Linked DNA regions of Homo sapiens: regions 2, 3 and 4 are each linked to region 1. Evidence: chromatin contacts called from ENCODE Hi-C or POLR2A ChIA-PET data. All regions are on one chromosome and are shown on one strand. Each heading gives the region's core, a stretch centred on a gene start or an enhancer-like site at or near the end of the contact. The rest is flanking DNA. Distances are from core to core; before and after follow the strand shown. Region 1 holds the start of IFI16 (interferon gamma inducible protein 16). Region 2 holds the start of SNHG28 (small nucleolar RNA host gene 28). Region 3 holds the start of TAGLN2 (transgelin 2). Region 4 has its middle 11 kb from the start of APCS.

What was found. Hi-C counts contacts between places; a loop is a spot of excess contacts on that map. ChIA-PET counts read pairs that join two places held with the same protein, here RNA polymerase II (POLR2A). Pooled maps may share reads with other maps.
Region 2: a pooled map shows a loop between it and region 1 (3-fold over the local background). The contact joins the promoter of SNHG28 here to the promoter of IFI16 in region 1. A Hi-C loop is called at or near these places in 1 of 50 pooled maps. POLR2A ChIA-PET finds 5 or more read pairs at or near these places in 4 of 52 experiments (AG04450, MCF 10A, OCI-LY7 and 1 more).
Region 3: a loop to region 1 is called in a map of endothelial cell of umbilical vein, with 6 times the contacts of the local background. The contact joins the promoter of TAGLN2 here to the promoter of IFI16 in region 1. A Hi-C loop is called at or near these places in 5 of 168 maps with a recorded cell type or tissue (cardiac septum, endothelial cell of umbilical vein, heart left ventricle and 1 more), 19 of 37 single-sample maps with no recorded cell type and 25 of 50 pooled maps. POLR2A ChIA-PET finds 5 or more read pairs at or near these places in 7 of 52 experiments (MCF 10A, activated CD4-positive, alpha-beta memory T cell, activated CD8-positive, alpha-beta T cell and 2 more).
Region 4: a loop to region 1 is called in a map of endothelial cell of umbilical vein, with 4 times the contacts of the local background. The contact joins the enhancer-like site here to the promoter of IFI16 in region 1. A Hi-C loop is called at or near these places in 1 of 168 maps with a recorded cell type or tissue (endothelial cell of umbilical vein).

What each region holds. Positions count from the first base shown.
Region 1 is chr1:159,008,287-159,011,956 of GRCh38, reverse strand. It overlaps IFI16 (interferon gamma inducible protein 16), which reads right to left and starts at 2,050. Exons shown (of 12, transcript NM_001376587.1): 1 at 1,796-2,050. RefSeq lists an enhancer at 2,114-2,193.
Region 2 is chr1:159,852,764-159,856,286 of GRCh38, reverse strand. SNHG28 (small nucleolar RNA host gene 28) reads left to right here and starts at 1,250. Exons shown (of 5, transcript NR_147125.1): 1 at 1,250-1,530. VSIG8 (V-set and immunoglobulin domain containing 8) reads left to right here. Exons shown (of 7, transcript NM_001013661.1): 6 at 206-404; 7 at 1,261-1,971. The coding sequence ends at 1,534. It overlaps LOC107985216 (a long non-coding RNA gene), which reads right to left and starts at 1,440. Exons shown (of 2, transcript XR_001738263.2): 1 at 1,319-1,440. RefSeq lists a silencer at 1,228-1,637.
Region 3 is chr1:159,923,163-159,926,836 of GRCh38, reverse strand. It overlaps TAGLN2 (transgelin 2), which reads left to right and starts at 1,330. Exons shown (of 5, transcript NM_003564.3): 1 at 1,330-1,387. LOC124904437 (a long non-coding RNA gene) reads right to left here and starts at 2,959. Exons shown (of 2, transcript XR_007066683.1): 1 at 2,886-2,959; 2 at 1-2,358. RefSeq lists enhancers at 1,652-2,228, 1,701-2,900, 3,040-3,199, 3,210-3,309 and a silencer at 1,960-2,369.
Region 4 is chr1:159,596,666-159,600,309 of GRCh38, reverse strand. It overlaps the pseudogene OR10J6P. Among named protein-coding and RNA genes, the nearest start is that of APCS, 11 kb to the right of the region's middle. RefSeq lists an enhancer at 1,450-2,649. Within about 2 kb of position 1,874, at least 3 of the 41 ENCODE cell types and tissues checked have a DNase peak (open chromatin) inside an H3K27ac peak, as active enhancers do; they include endothelial cell of umbilical vein, where a contact is called at or near this core.

The DNA of each region.
Region 1 (3,670 bases), core at 801-3,300:
GACAATTCACTAAAGCAATTGTCTTAGATAGTGAGATGATATAGAAGTGTCATAAATTGAAGTAAAGACAGCAGATTGTTAATTACCAGCATATACCTAAAAGGTCTGACCTGTTAAGTGACAACTTTCATCAAATTTGATTTAAGAAATCTACATATATATTGTTAACAAAAGGTGAAAAAAATTGTTAAAAATTATCTTGCAAGGAATAACTAAAGAAAGCCAGTTTATCTATGTTTGTGTAATTTTAAATATACCTTAAGCCCAAAAGTAACTTCAGATACCACATGATAAAAGTTTCAACTCCTAGAAAATTATGTTTTAGTTATGAATTTATCTAATTTATCTAATGATATTATTTATTATTTTATAGTGCTTCATGGTACTATAATTAGTATATATTTCTCTTCATATACACACATGTACAGACATCACTACACACATATATGTGTGTACCTGTTTGTATACATGATTATATATACATATATTTGTGTGTGAATGTATATTATATATACACATAACATGTATGTGATTGTGAGAGCACTACAAAGAAAAAAAATTTTTTTTTTTTTTTGAGACAGAGCCTTGCTCTGTCACCCAGGCTGGAGTGTAGTGGCACAGTCTCGGCTCACTGCAACCTCTGCCTCCTGGTTCAAGCGATTCTCCTGCCTCAGTCTCCTGAGTAGCTGGGATTACAGGCACACATGACCATACCCGGCTAATTATTGTATTTTTAATAGAGACAGGGTTTCGCCATGCTGGCCAGGCTGGTCTGGAACTCCTGACGTCAAGTGATCCGCTCGCCTTGGTCTCCCCCAAAGTACTGGGATTACAGGCATGAACCTCTGTGCCCGGCCAAAAAAGCAAACTTTATAATAGGAGATTTCAGTTTATGCTTCAATTACTAAATGAACAAGGTGAAAAAATCTGTAATGATATAATAAATTTGAACAACGTAATTAACAACATTTATCTAATAAAATTCTGAAAACAACATTTAAGAATCTCACATTCCATTTAAGCACACATGAAATATTGTACCAGGCTATAGAAAACATCTTTTAAAAATTTGAAAAGTAAACAATAGTAACCTTTTCCTAACTGCCTTCCCCTCCACTCCCCTATACCTTGCCACAAGGAAAAAAAAAATCATTAACTTTCAGGAGGGCAGAGAGTAATTCCAAAATGATTGAAATTCTGCCGCTAGCACCCGGTGCAGAATGGAGCTAAAGTAAAGGATCAATATACTTATGAAAATATTAAGACACCATGTGCTTGAGTAACTGTGTTTGTGAAACTGAAAAAAATTTTCTACTCTGTGTACATTTGTTCTTATGTTTTGTAAAATTGGGATGATGTCATATAATACATCTCTATGCTCAGATATGTTTTTTACTTAATATTCTTTCATGATACTTTTTTCATGTCACTATCTTGAGAACCCACCACAGCTACCGAGTTTCCAACACTTCTTCCAGCCAAAATAACAGAAGCCCTCTTCTAAGTACCAACTTATGCCAGTATACACTCGGATAATTAATTTTAAAATCTGCAACGGTCAAAATGCATTTTCTCTTGTTCAGTCCTCAGTTGTGGTGGAATAGAAGATGCCTGTTATCTTCCTAAGTAAATGAAGGATTCATATCAAGCAACTCAGTTTTCACTTTTCTGAATACTCAGCCCTACTCCCATCATCCCATGACCCTGAATAACCAATACTGATTGTCCCCTTGTGATTCTGGGGACTTCAAGGAAGGAACAAGATCATATTTACAAAATCAGGAACAGTACTCACCTCACTGGAAATTTTTTCAACAGTAGTCCAGATCTTGAGATCTTCAGAAATGCAGGAATCAATGCTTATTTGTGTGAGGGGGGAGATAAATCAGTAAAGTTCCCAGAAACGGAACCGCAGGATGTTGTAATCTCCAGAAACGCTAAGAAAATGAAGTATCTGCAAAGATAACAAGGAAAAAAGGCCTTGGTTGAGTCACTTAGTTAGCTGACTAGTGCTGGCTTGCTCCTATTCTGCTATTGCCCCAGAGAAAATGGAGTAGGAAACAATGTGGAGACTCCTCCCACCAGTGTTTTTAGCTTTCGTTTCTGTTAGTCAGAGAAAATGAACAGTTTCCTGGCAAGGGCTGGAGCATGTGGTGAGGGGAAATGGGGGATGAGAAATTACTTTAATGGGTACAGTTAACATTTTTCGGGTGATGTGCACACTGAAATCTCTGACTTCACCAATATGGCATATATCCATGTAACGAAATTACACTTGTATCTCATAAATGTATATAAACACAAATAAGTTTTTTTTCTTACAAAATTCGATAGCTGAAAGGAGTTCCAACATTAGAACTTTCTTACCCAGCAGACTTACATGTGAGTCATTAGAGACTTATATTCCCTTAAATGATGCTCAAATATAAGAGAAGCAACATGGCTTCTTCTCCCCTCCTTTCCTGTGCACAGAGTGGCAGTGGCAGGAGGAGATCTTGGTAGGAGCATCTATTGCTACCAATACTTTACTGCATCTCCTGGTTGGGGAAATGTCTGCTATGAAATCGCTATTTGTTTAAATACTACCTGAAGTATTCATCCAATTATTAATAACTGACAAGCCTGGGCTTTCCAGATCAGAAAGTCATTATGAATATGTAAATCCTTCCTTAAATTTATATGAAGGAGTTTAACACTAGCTGTCCTCTTGACCATGACTAGGTTACTTTACCTCAATGATTAGATTCACGAATGCTCAGATTTTCTGCATTATTCCTGGATAAACAAACGTGGATAGTGGACTCTCAACATGACAGCATCGAAGACTTGAAAATCCTGGAAAATGCACTGAACTTCCGGTAGTGTGAGGAGTCTGTTTAATCCTCTGCTCAGCAGTGTATTTTTCTCTGTTAAGGACAGTGGGTGCCCTTTAGCGTGCTGTAACCCCAGGATGTCAAATAAATGGCATCAACTAGCAGATGATGTGGTGTTAACCCAGCAGCAGATCTGCAAGCAGGATGTGGTCATGAGTGGAAAAGGGGCCCCATAGACTGTTAATATGTACTGTCCAAGGCCATCTACAGAGCAAAAGAAAGCTGATTGTTTTAATCCAAACTAGGGCCATGAAGTGAATAGCTGAATTCTGGATTTGAAACCATATGAATAACTTTATCAAAAAAGGAGTAAGTCAAGAAAAAGCAAAGAGGATCTGGAATGATGGCCATAAACATCTCTGGGTGTTCGTGATAATCTTTTACTGGCTTTAGGGTACTCTTTACGTGGATACATTGAGTTGGCCTTAAGGCAGTAGGTAGAGAAGGATATTAAGGCAGTCACTGGGAACCCCAATCCAGAGGTCAAAGGGTAGAGAACCCTTGGAAGTTATGACCCTTCAGAACATTTTCTGCCTTTTACTTATAATCATTTTATATGCAGTAATGTCCTCAATTGGGACTCCAGCATACAACACACAAACTGCGGTCACCTATAAGGGCAACTCAGGACAATGCTCCATAATTCATACCACAAAGATGAAATTTTCATAGATGAAGCAAAGAAATGCTTAAAAATGTGCATTTTCCCCCACTTTGTGGCAGTGGCCAACAATTGCAATTTGTGCTATCATACAGAAAAGTCATTAGTAGAATATACAAAAATTCCTGATAAAGCA
Region 2 (3,523 bases), core at 1-2,500, 850 kb before region 1:
GGAAGCCCTGGGAGAAGCATGCTGACACGAGGGGTTAACTTGCATCTCCCCATATCTTCCCCACTGGGTGTTCCAGGGCTAAGAGACCCCCTGGGTCCCTCTCCCTCTTTCCCATTAACCCCTGACCTGGCACCTCCTGGTGCTGTTCCCTCAGGCACCTGCCAGGCTGTGAGAAAGCCTGACCTGCCTCCACTTCTCTCCACAGACTCCCGGCGTATAGGCGTGATCATCGGCATCGTCCTGGGCTCTCTGCTCGCGCTGGGCTGCCTGGCCGTAGGCATCTGGGGGCTCGTCTGCTGCTGCTGCGGGGGCTCCGGGGCTGGCGGCGCCCGCGGTGCCTTCGGCTACGGCAACGGCGGCGGGGTCGGCGGAGGGGCCTGCGGCGACTTGGCTAGTGAGATCAGGTAAAACCTGATGCATGCTGCATGCTGCTGTGCGGCAGGGAACCGGCGCCCTGCCCACCTCACTCCTGCCTGCCACCGGCCGGCTGGGCCCCCCACCCCAACCCTGCCCGCCATCGCCACGGAGTGCTGGGACTGCGGCATGTCGACCTGCCACCCAACTCATGGCTTTCCCCTCCCCCTGCCACCCCAGTCTTCACCTCTGCTCCCTGCCTTCCATTTCCCTCCTGCCTACGCACCTGTCTGTCTTGTCTAGACTGTAAGCTCCTGGAGGGCAGGGCCTATGTTTTTTCACGTTTCCCCTGTACTGCGCCGGTAAGAACTCTGACATTATTATTTAAGAAGAGCTAATAATAAGAATAGTGCTAATAACTTATATTAGAAGCAAACTAGAAATAAAAATAGAACAAGTCTAGTAGTGCTAATGATTGCAATGCCTCGGGGATGGAGGGAAAGATGGAGAAGACTGAGGGGCAGGAGGTGAGAAAGAGAGAGATTGCTCGAGCAAGGTCAGGATTAGCTAAGGAAAGAAGAAGAGGAAAAGCACCTTCTTCTGGGCCTGCGAAACATCAGAAAGGGATTGCAGGGGCCTGGAGGGGGCTGCCTGCAGGGCTCTCCAGATACGCGTGGACAAGCCCTGTCTGGAGGATGGGGATGCTGGCTCCGGGACCGCTGCAGGGTCGCCGACCCAGGAAGGGTCACAAAGGACAGTAGGTCGAGGCCGAGGGAGAGAGACGAGGGCAGGTGGAGGGAGGCGCGGGAGACAAGAGGTTGCCAAGAGCCCCCGGCTCTGCCCAGGCCGTGCCCACGCCCCGCTGCGGAGCAGCCCGCTCACCCGCCCGCCTGTTGTTTTCCACAGAGAGGACGCCGTGGCGCCCGGGTGCAAGGCCAGCGGGCGCGGCAGCCGCGTCACCCACCTCCTGGGGTACCCGACGCAGAACGTCAGCCGCTCCCTGCGCCGCAAGTACGCGCCTCCCCCCTGCGGCGGCCCCGAGGACGTGGCCCTGGCGCCCTGCACCGCCGCCGCCGCCTGCGAAGCGGGCCCCTCCCCGGTCTACGTCAAGGTCAAGAGCGCGGAGCCGGCTGACTGCGCCGAGGGGCCGGTGCAGTGCAAGAACGGCCTCTTGGTGTGAGCGCGCGCGCCGGGCCGGGCTGCGCCCCAGCCAGGAGGAGGGCGCGGGGCTCTCTGTCTGCAGCTGGGGACACGTCGGGGCTGGGGACGACCTCGCTCGCCCCAGGCTGCCAGGCGGCTGGGGGTGAAGGCATTTCCCTAAGGAAATGCGTAGGGAGGCAGAGCCTCCTCCCCAAAAGTGGGAAGGGGCGGGCGAGGGCGGAGGAAGGCGATCCTGAGCCTTCTCCGCACCCCCGGGACCGAAGGCTTGGGGGAGAGGGAGGGAGGAGGAGGCTGAGTGTCCTAGAGCGGCTGAGGCCGGAGGCCTGGTGTCCCCAGCCTAAGCAGAGGGCCCCGGGGGCCGGGTGGGTGGGGGTCTGTCTGGACGAATTGTTCTGTGTGTGAGGTCTGAGCTCTGAGGCAGCAGTGTTAGCACAATAAAGAAACATTGAGACGTGAGTCCGAAGTGGCTGTCCGCGTTCCACGGAGGTTGGGCACGGGGTGGCGAACCCTGCCCAGGGCCGGGGAGGGTTGCTTCTGTCGCTCGCCTCGACCACGCCCCCTCTCCTCCCTCCTGCTTAGATCCCTGGCAGTCAGAGCTGGAAGGGGCCATCCAGGGCAACTCCTCTGAACAACATACAAAGTGCAGATAAAAGGAAAACAAAGACAAAAAGAATTAGCTCAGAATATCTACGACCGTAAAATAAACTGAGGAACCGACAAAGTGCAATACACTTGCCATTTCTAAATATTCAAAGTTTTCACATGTCAAGATTTTCTATTGAGAATAATGTGCTCTGAAGGTCTAGGGAGTCTTTGTATGTTGCTGAAAGCTAAAAGGAAACCAGTCCTTGGAGCACAGAAGGCACAGGCATCCGGTGAGACAGAAACAAGGACATGTGAAAATAAGACTACAACCTCTTATATTAAAAAACTAAGTGCCACAGTTCTAGGGTGCTGGGTGAAGTGCAGGAAGGAGGGGGAATAATATTTATATAGCATATATTATGGAACTCGGAGAGTATGGTAAATCCCTTCACCTAGATGCTGCTGGTGTTTTAGAACAATTATTTTTGTGGTTCTTTTTTTTTTTTCATTTGTCTGCAGTTGGTCAACTTGTGCAGAGCCCATTCTGCAGGAGATGTTTGAGAAATACCAAGTGAATGAGTGTGGCAGCATTACTTTATGCTAGAAAAAAAAAGTTTTTAGATATTTTACAGTTACTGCCTTATGATGGAATATTCTGTGGTGAGAATCTAGGCCTTTCTGAGATCCAGCTCCACGTTCTTACACCCTGAAGTAGTCAGCCACTCCTAGATAGGGATTAATTGAGCTATTTAGTATTTACCAGCACTTGTTTTGTTAAACACCTTGTCATGATATTTACAATGTATTTTGGGGGATGTTTTAGTCATTTTTGGTTCAAAAGTGGAAATCAATAAGCACTGTTTTTGTTAATAGGCGCAAGACGTCCTCTCTTGTTTAGTGAGATGGGGAGTGCTTAATTGAAGAGTAATGTTTGAGATAAAGTTCCAAGGATATATTTGCTAAGCAAACAGTAAGTAAAGTGGGCAGTGTTATAGATGTTCCTTTGTTGATAAAGGGACCAGGTGGTCACACAGCAAGGAGGGGGATGCAGACAAGTAGACAAGCTCTACTAATCCTTCTTTGTTCAACATCATCTCTGTTGGGCATTGGAATCTACTTTGCTAATGCAATGCCCACTTGCCTATAATTTAAGAATTTCTAATATGGAATAGAAATGATTAATAGGAGAAGCTTGGCTGGATTAATTTCCTGTGCTGAGAAAGATTAAACTTAAAAAAAAACAGTTAGGTCCATCCTAAATGCCCAAGATTTAAGAAGGAACCTCATAGTTCAACTGGGTATTTGATGAATGTGAATGATTTTGTATTTGATGAGCTGATGAGGACAGTATAGTGATGCAGAGGGTAGGTGCTTGTACATCTGAATTGTCTGGGCTGTTTCTTATTTTATATGTAATTTATTT
Region 3 (3,674 bases), core at 81-2,580, 920 kb before region 1:
CCTTGAGGAGTTCTTTCTAGTCAGTGAGGCGGACAAAGAAATAGTTACCGTATGATAAGTTCCGTGATAAAGCTATGTGTTGGTTATTGTAGCACAAAGGAAGATGTTGCATTCAAGGCCACCTTTAGTGAACGCTAATATCGTGTGCTGGGACAAATGCCACATATTGGGGGGGAGTCCTCAGGACCCTCACAGATAGATGGTGGTAATAATAGTATTCACTATGTGCCAGGCACTGCTCTAAGCCCTATAGGTGGACTGTTTAGTTCTCTACAATTCTATGAATTAGGTAGTACTATTAGCTCTGTTCTATAGACCAGGGAACTCAAGCATAGAATGCACAACAGTCACACAGCAGGTAAAGGGTAGAGCAGGTGGGGAGCCAGTCAAGGAAGGGAAACTGTCCTAGGCAGAGGAATAGCCTTTGTAAAGGCACAGAAGAGTGAGAATGCTTGACAATCAGTGGGACTGGAATATAGGGCTGTGTAGGACTCGGGGAGGGAACAGAGAATAATAGAAAGGTTGGACAGGACTGGATATTGACATCCTGGAATCTCAGGTTCAAGGGAGGACTCTATCATGTGTGCAGAACTCCACCCCGGGGGACTCTATTCAACTGAAGCCTGAAAGGATGGGGGGCTCTTTCTCCACCCCTGAACTGTGCTGTCCTCCACCCTCAGAGACAAAAGAACCCCAGCCAGCCTCCTCGCGCTGAGGTCTCCCCCTCTGATCCCTCCAGGATTTAGGAAGAGATACCAGGTCATAGAAAAGGAGATGAAAGGCAGGGAGAAGACAGGTCTGAGCCCTGGGTCCCAACACCGAAAACACCCCTAGGGCCCTGGGCAGAGTGACCTCACTGTTAGTCCCTGCCCAGGCTTGAAGTAAGAGGTGAGCAAGATCACGTGGGGGTGCTGTCCCGGCCTGCAAGTCCCAGTCCTGTCACACACTAGTCAGTTGGGGTCGGGGGAAGGCCTTCCTGTGCCTCCTTTTACCTTGCCAGCCTCTAAACTAGGAGGCTTCTTCCTACATAAACACGCCCACAGTGTTTAGCTAACTTTCTAGGCAGAAAGTTTCCTACTGGGGCACAAGTCTACGGGCTCTCGGTGGAGGCTGAGGTACTCACGGGTGGAGACCACTGCAGCCGCCTTTGTAGATTCAGACTCCCCGAACCTTTAACCCTTGCTCTGGTCTACTGTCCCTCTGTCTCAAGCAGTCCTCCCTCCTTCTGCGCTGCGGCGCCTTTAAACCTTCTTGGCCCTTGCCCCGCCCCGGGTCCGCCCCGTCTGAGGCGGGACCCTCCTGAAAATCCCCGGCTGGGCAGGGCGCACCACTTGCAGCTGCAGCCCTTGCCTTGAGTCAGTGCGCCGCTCTCCAGCCCGCTTGAACGGTGAGCAGGTCGGGGGTACGGGGGTCGGGGACATGTGCGTGCTGTGTAGAAAGCAAGAAGCCAGCGCTTTGAACTTGCTCCAGCGAGCTCGGGGATCAAGGGCTGGTACCAGGCAAGGGTCCGGTGACTACTTTACCCCGCCCCGTGCTGTCAGGTCCTGTCCCCAAGCCCTGACCCGACATTGTTGGACGATGAGGTCAGGCGAGGTTAGCCCATGCATAGACAGGGCGTCCGTCTGGAGCAGGGACTCAGGGACTGAGCCCCACCCGCGGGCTCCATCGCTGAGTCCTCACTGGGGCGAGGGGAAAAAAGGGCGTCGGACTTTAGCTGGCTGGCCCCGAGTGACCCCGGGTCGTGGCGCCGGCCCTGGGCCAGCTCGTGCTCCTGGGCTTTCCCGCGCGACCCTTCACTTCCTGGTTCCAGGAGCACGTGTGAGCACTGCGTGCCCTCTGAGTCCCCGAGGCCGCCCTTTTCATTCCTGTTCCTGCTAGCTTGCTATTCTGGGGACTTGAGGTCACGGGCTGGGGCTAGGGGGCTCTGCATGGGTCGCACGGTGACCTTCTGTGAAGCTCCAGTCATCTCTATGACGGTCCCCTGACCTCGGGGGTCTGGGTGCTGCAGCCCTGACTGCGCCCCGGGGTGCCCTGTGTGAGGTTGTGGGGGTGGTGGTGGCTGCTTTTACCCTGCCCGAGCGCCGCTGCCCCCACCGGGTGCCCCCTGCTGCTGGGAAAGCCGGTGGTGGCCGCGGGCGGACGGGCGGGCTGCCCAGACCACTGCGTCACCCCAGCGGCGGGAGGGCGGTGGGTGACTCATCTGTTGTAACGGCCCAGGGTGTGGTCGTGGGGGTGGGGGGCGGCGGCTGGGAGGCCGGACCTGCAGGACCGGAGGTGGACTGCCGCCTCCCCCCGCGCCCTGTGCCTCCTGGGGCTACCTGAAGCCGGTGTCCTGGGAGATCTGTGAGCAGTTGGTATCTGTGGGGCAGAGAGAAACGGGGTGAGAGTGGGGATGGAGTGTGGGATTCGATGTAGAAGACCTGCGGCTGGGACGGGGCTCCCCCAGTGTTCTCATTGACTTCAAAGCACCAGACAGCAATGGCTCTCTATCTCTAGCCCCCTCCCAGTTTCTCCTCCCCACTACAAGGGGCAGACCTACAACTGCAGAGGAGGCCAAGGCAGGGCGGGCCCAGTAGGGCCCTACCATTCCAGAACCAACAAATAGGTTTTGTCCAACCGCAACTCCCTCCCTCACCCCAAGGCCTCTGCCCCTGTCCCCCACCCCGGGATTGGCCCCTAATCCTTTCTTCATTCCATCCCTTCTCCCTCCAGAATTTTCAGCTGTGGGTTCTCTAGCTCAGAACACTTTCCCTTCCCAGGGGATTTCTTCTCCTGAACAACTACTTCCTGAGTCCTCTTCTTCACCCCAACACGGGTCATTTCCTATCTTCCCCCACACGCTGTCCATCCCCACTATAGCTGTCTCCTGGAATAATCTCTTGCACCTGGCTACACCCGAGCACTGCTGAGACGATCCCACTTCTGCTCCCGTGCTCACAGCCTGCTCACCACAACGTCTGTGTTGACAGGGTGTTTCTGCCCGGAGCCCCCACCCAGCCTCCAACACTGTTTGGTACACAGAAGCCATGGCAACGGCCCCCACCTCATCCCCTCCTCCCACGCAAGCTTTGGAGCTTCCTGTTTGTGTAGCCTCAGCTTTCTCTTCTGCTCCTGACTCTCGGTGGTGAGGGGCTGCCCTACGGTGGTTCCCTTAATTGTGGGCCGCCCCCCATCCTTGCTGCTGGCTGTGGCACCTCGCTCTGTGGGCTGGTGCCCTCACTGTGCTGCTCTTTGAGAACACTCCCTGTCCCAAATCTGAGTTGGGAAGTTCTCCTGTGTTCCATCTGCACGGTGGATGGAGAGTCCCTTTGTCTTCCCAATTAAACACCCTAGCCAAGAACCCTGAAGTCCTCCCTGCCCCCACCCATGTCCGCCTTTTCTTTGGCTTTGGCTTTGGTGAGGTAAGCTTCCAGCCCAGGGTCTGGGTGGGGCCGAGTGCCTTGCGTGGCCCCTCCCCGTTTCCCGCCTATTGTAACTCCAGGGTGAGGGTGAGGGTTGTTCTCACAGCTGCAGTAGCGCTAGGGTTTAGGTTGCTCCCTGCCAGTCCATCCCCCAGGTTGTTCAGCTGTCACCTTCCTTTGGGGTCCCCAGCTCTGGGGGTCCCCCACACCTGTCTTCCAGCTGGGCATATCTCTTCTCACCCTGGTAGGCAACTTGCTTACTGTTTTCTTTAT
Region 4 (3,644 bases), core at 625-3,124, 590 kb before region 1:
TCTTGACAAAAAATATTTTAGTAGAAGGAAGCACTCAACAAAAGTCTTAAACCCTCCCTACCATCACCCATCACCCAAGATAACCACATAGAAGGTATGTATAGGCATGAAACCAAAAAAGTTCCCAGAAAGCCCTGGGAAAAAGGATATTTTTCTCAAAGGAGTCTACTAAGGAAAAATATTTTTTTTTCTTGTTAGCCTTTTTTGGTGAATTGAGTGATTCTACAATTATACTTCTGAACTACTCCTGACTGCTGGGACTGTTTGTTTTGTTCTACTTTTGTTTCTTTATGCTACCAGGAGGTGCCATGGTATGTGCAAATGAGGAAAGCTTTTATGGTTCTTATTCTAACAGGGCACAGATCTTCTTGACCAACTCAATTTTTCTTCATAATGATTAGAGAGAAGTTGATCCCATGGAGAGAACCAGCAGCCAGAAAGAATTCAATTAGGGAATTTAGATTAGAAAGGTGAGAGTTAAGTATGATCTGTGGCCATGGCCAGCATCTGACGACTACACTGGATAAAAGCAAAGGCTTTAGCATAAATTGAATAATAAAGACTAAATTTTCAAGGACTAAGCCAGTGTTTTCCAACTTTCCTATTTTTTTTTAAATTTAATACGCTCATCTCACTTTTCCCTGACAATTCTGATACTATTTTCTTTCAAGGGAATCCATCATTATTGACTATCCTTACCTTGCTGCGATGATTTTGTAGTTTTATTTTCTGTAGATTGCATTACAAAAATGAGACACATTGCTTTTTATTTTTTAAACACAATATAATCATATTTAATATACTTTTAAAAGTCCCTTTCTTCATCCTAGAAATTTGGATGCTCTTTCCTAAAAATCATGCCCATTCTCCTTGACCTCTCACATCCCTAGTTGAAAATGCCTGGACAAAACTTTGAAATATATGGAAACAGAGACTAAGATTTTGTAGTAAATATACCAAAGCAAGACATGCACATCCCATTGCAGCATAGACTGCATGGGACAGAGTCGTAAGGTTGTTTAATGTAAGTAAGGACACACATTTCTATGACTAAATGTATATTTATATAGAGGAATAATGCATTAAGAAATGTTTCTGCCCATGGCCCTGCATAGGGCATCCTTGACCTCCTTGTTCTTTAGGCTGTAAACAACAGGGTTCAGCAGGGGAGTGATGATGGTTTAGGTCACTGAGAGAAGGAGGTCTTGTTCTATAGAGTTTTCTGACTTGGGCATGAGGTAGGCAATGGAAGCACAGCCATAATGGACAATGACCACAGTGAGGTGGAAGGCACAGGTGGCAAAGGTCTTCTTCCAACCCTCAGCTGAGGCAATCTTGAGGACAGTGGAGATGATGAGGACATAGGAGATGAAGACCAGACCCATGGGGACCAGGATGACAAATAACCTGACAACAAAATTGATTATCTCATTGATAGTGGTATTAATACAGGAGAGTTTCATGACAGGGAGGATGTCACAGAAGAAATGACCAACCACCGTGTGACAAAAAGGTAAGGTAAATATGGATGTTACCTGGACAGCTGCCATGGCCAGGCCAATGCTAAAGGCTCCACACACCAGCTGGACACACACCTTCTTGCTCGTAATGACCCTGTATCTCAAGGGATTGCAGATGGCCATATAGTGGTCATAGCCCATCACTGTGAGCAAGAAGCAATTGTTGATGGCCAAGGTAACAAAGAAGAACGTTTGGGTGGTACAACCTGCTAGGGAGATTGGCTGGGTCTGGGTTACGAAGCTGGAGAGCATCTGTGGAATGATGAACAGTGTGTACACTGTCTTTGAGCTAGCCAGCATGCTCAGGAAGAAGTACATGGGAGTGTGGAGGTGACGGTCAATGCAGATGATGGTCATGATGATGGCATTGCCAGCCACAGTTAATGTGTACAGGATGAGAAAAACCACAAAGAGAGTGATGTGATGTTTGTGGAATCTGGAGAATCCCAGGAAAACAAACTCTGTTACCTCTGTGAGGTTCTTTCTTCGCATTCTTTAATTGCAATGTCTGAAAGCAATGCAGGAAGTCAACGTGAAGAAATTCTTATCATGACTTGAATTCTAGAACAGGGATAGAGCAATGACTATAGAAAACACTAAGAAAAAAAGTCAATTTCTCTGCTTTGTAATCAGGAGCATTCTCGCTCATGTTATATAACTACTTCACCATCTTCTCCCTTTTCTGTTTTTGCTGTCTTCTTAATCTTCTGGCACTGCTGGCACTGTTAAGCCTCTGGCCAAGGAATTGTCAATATGTGACACCACAACCCATATCTTTTCAAAGTGCCATCATAAATGTGCTGTTTTGTAGCGCATGGAGGGAGGCATTTTCCTTTACAATATGCATGGCACAGGGGTCCCATTGCATGCCATCCTGGGAAAGCCCACACAGCTGAGACAAAAAAAGGGGGTGAGAGAGTTGGACTTACTGAATTAGAACCATAGGTGGATAGCTTCTGGTGACAGTGTAGGGGAGCAGAATCAAGGTCAGTGAGAGCTGACCTTCAGGAACACTTCAGTGGGAGTGAAGATGAGGTGTTCTGGGCCCAGCCTAGATGGTCTAGGGGAGGCAAACCGTTGGCAAAATTGACTTATTGTGAAAGTATTAACAGAGGCTTAAGGTTTGGAGACATGTAAACTAGAGAGAGAAGTGGAAGTCGTTGGAAAAAGAGAGAAGAGAATCAGCAACACAACAGAAAGTTGGACCTTGAATTTAAAAAAAAGTAGCTGATTTCTTTTTTGGCAGAGGGAATTCTAAGAATAAAGAGGTGTACTATTTGATTTAAAATTGTTTGCTGAACTATACTGTAATGTAAACTCCCTTGAGAGCCTCAAGAGACTTTGTTTAAAGCTTTTATATGTATAATTTTCAGTTGGTGGTAGTTAGGAAGTAAAGAGAAGTGGATGATGGCACAGTGCAGAAAAAGGTATGTGCAAGGAGTAAGTTCCAGACTGAGGAAGAAAAACCACTAGCTTGTAATGACTAGAAGAAATACAAGGCCTTCTCCTGCCCTCCCATCCCCCTTACAAGCACACACAATATTTGCTAGAAATTTGGTGAGTGAGCCTGGGATTTCCATCATGTATCAAATGATGATTTGAATCATTTTGCTTAAATAACAAGTAACACTAACAGGCTGGGGGATTTTGGCACACTTAGGGAACTGCCACTAGGAATCTAGGAAATATTGTGGGTGTTTTAGAAAATAGTCCATCATGGAAAATGAGGCAAATGTTTCGAGTAGAAATGAGTGTGTCACTAAAATTAAAGGAATTTGCCTTAAGAGACCACTGAGATACCAGTTGGATAGGCAAAGATTAAAGAGAGTGACAGTGGAACTCCAAGCAGCTTTTTAGAAAGGATAGGATGGAGCTATGGCTGTGTAAATTTAAATTAACTAAAATAAAAGAGAATTAAAAATTCACTTAGTCGGTCATACTAGCCACATTTCAAGTGATAAAAAGCTACATGTGACTAGTGGCCACCATATTGGATAGCTCAGCTATCAAACATTTTCTTTTGTTGGTAAAAGTTATGCTGGACTGTGCTGTTATGGTGTCCTACCATGAACAGATGTGTGGAATACATTAAATAACAACCACAAAACGAGCTATTTAGAGAAC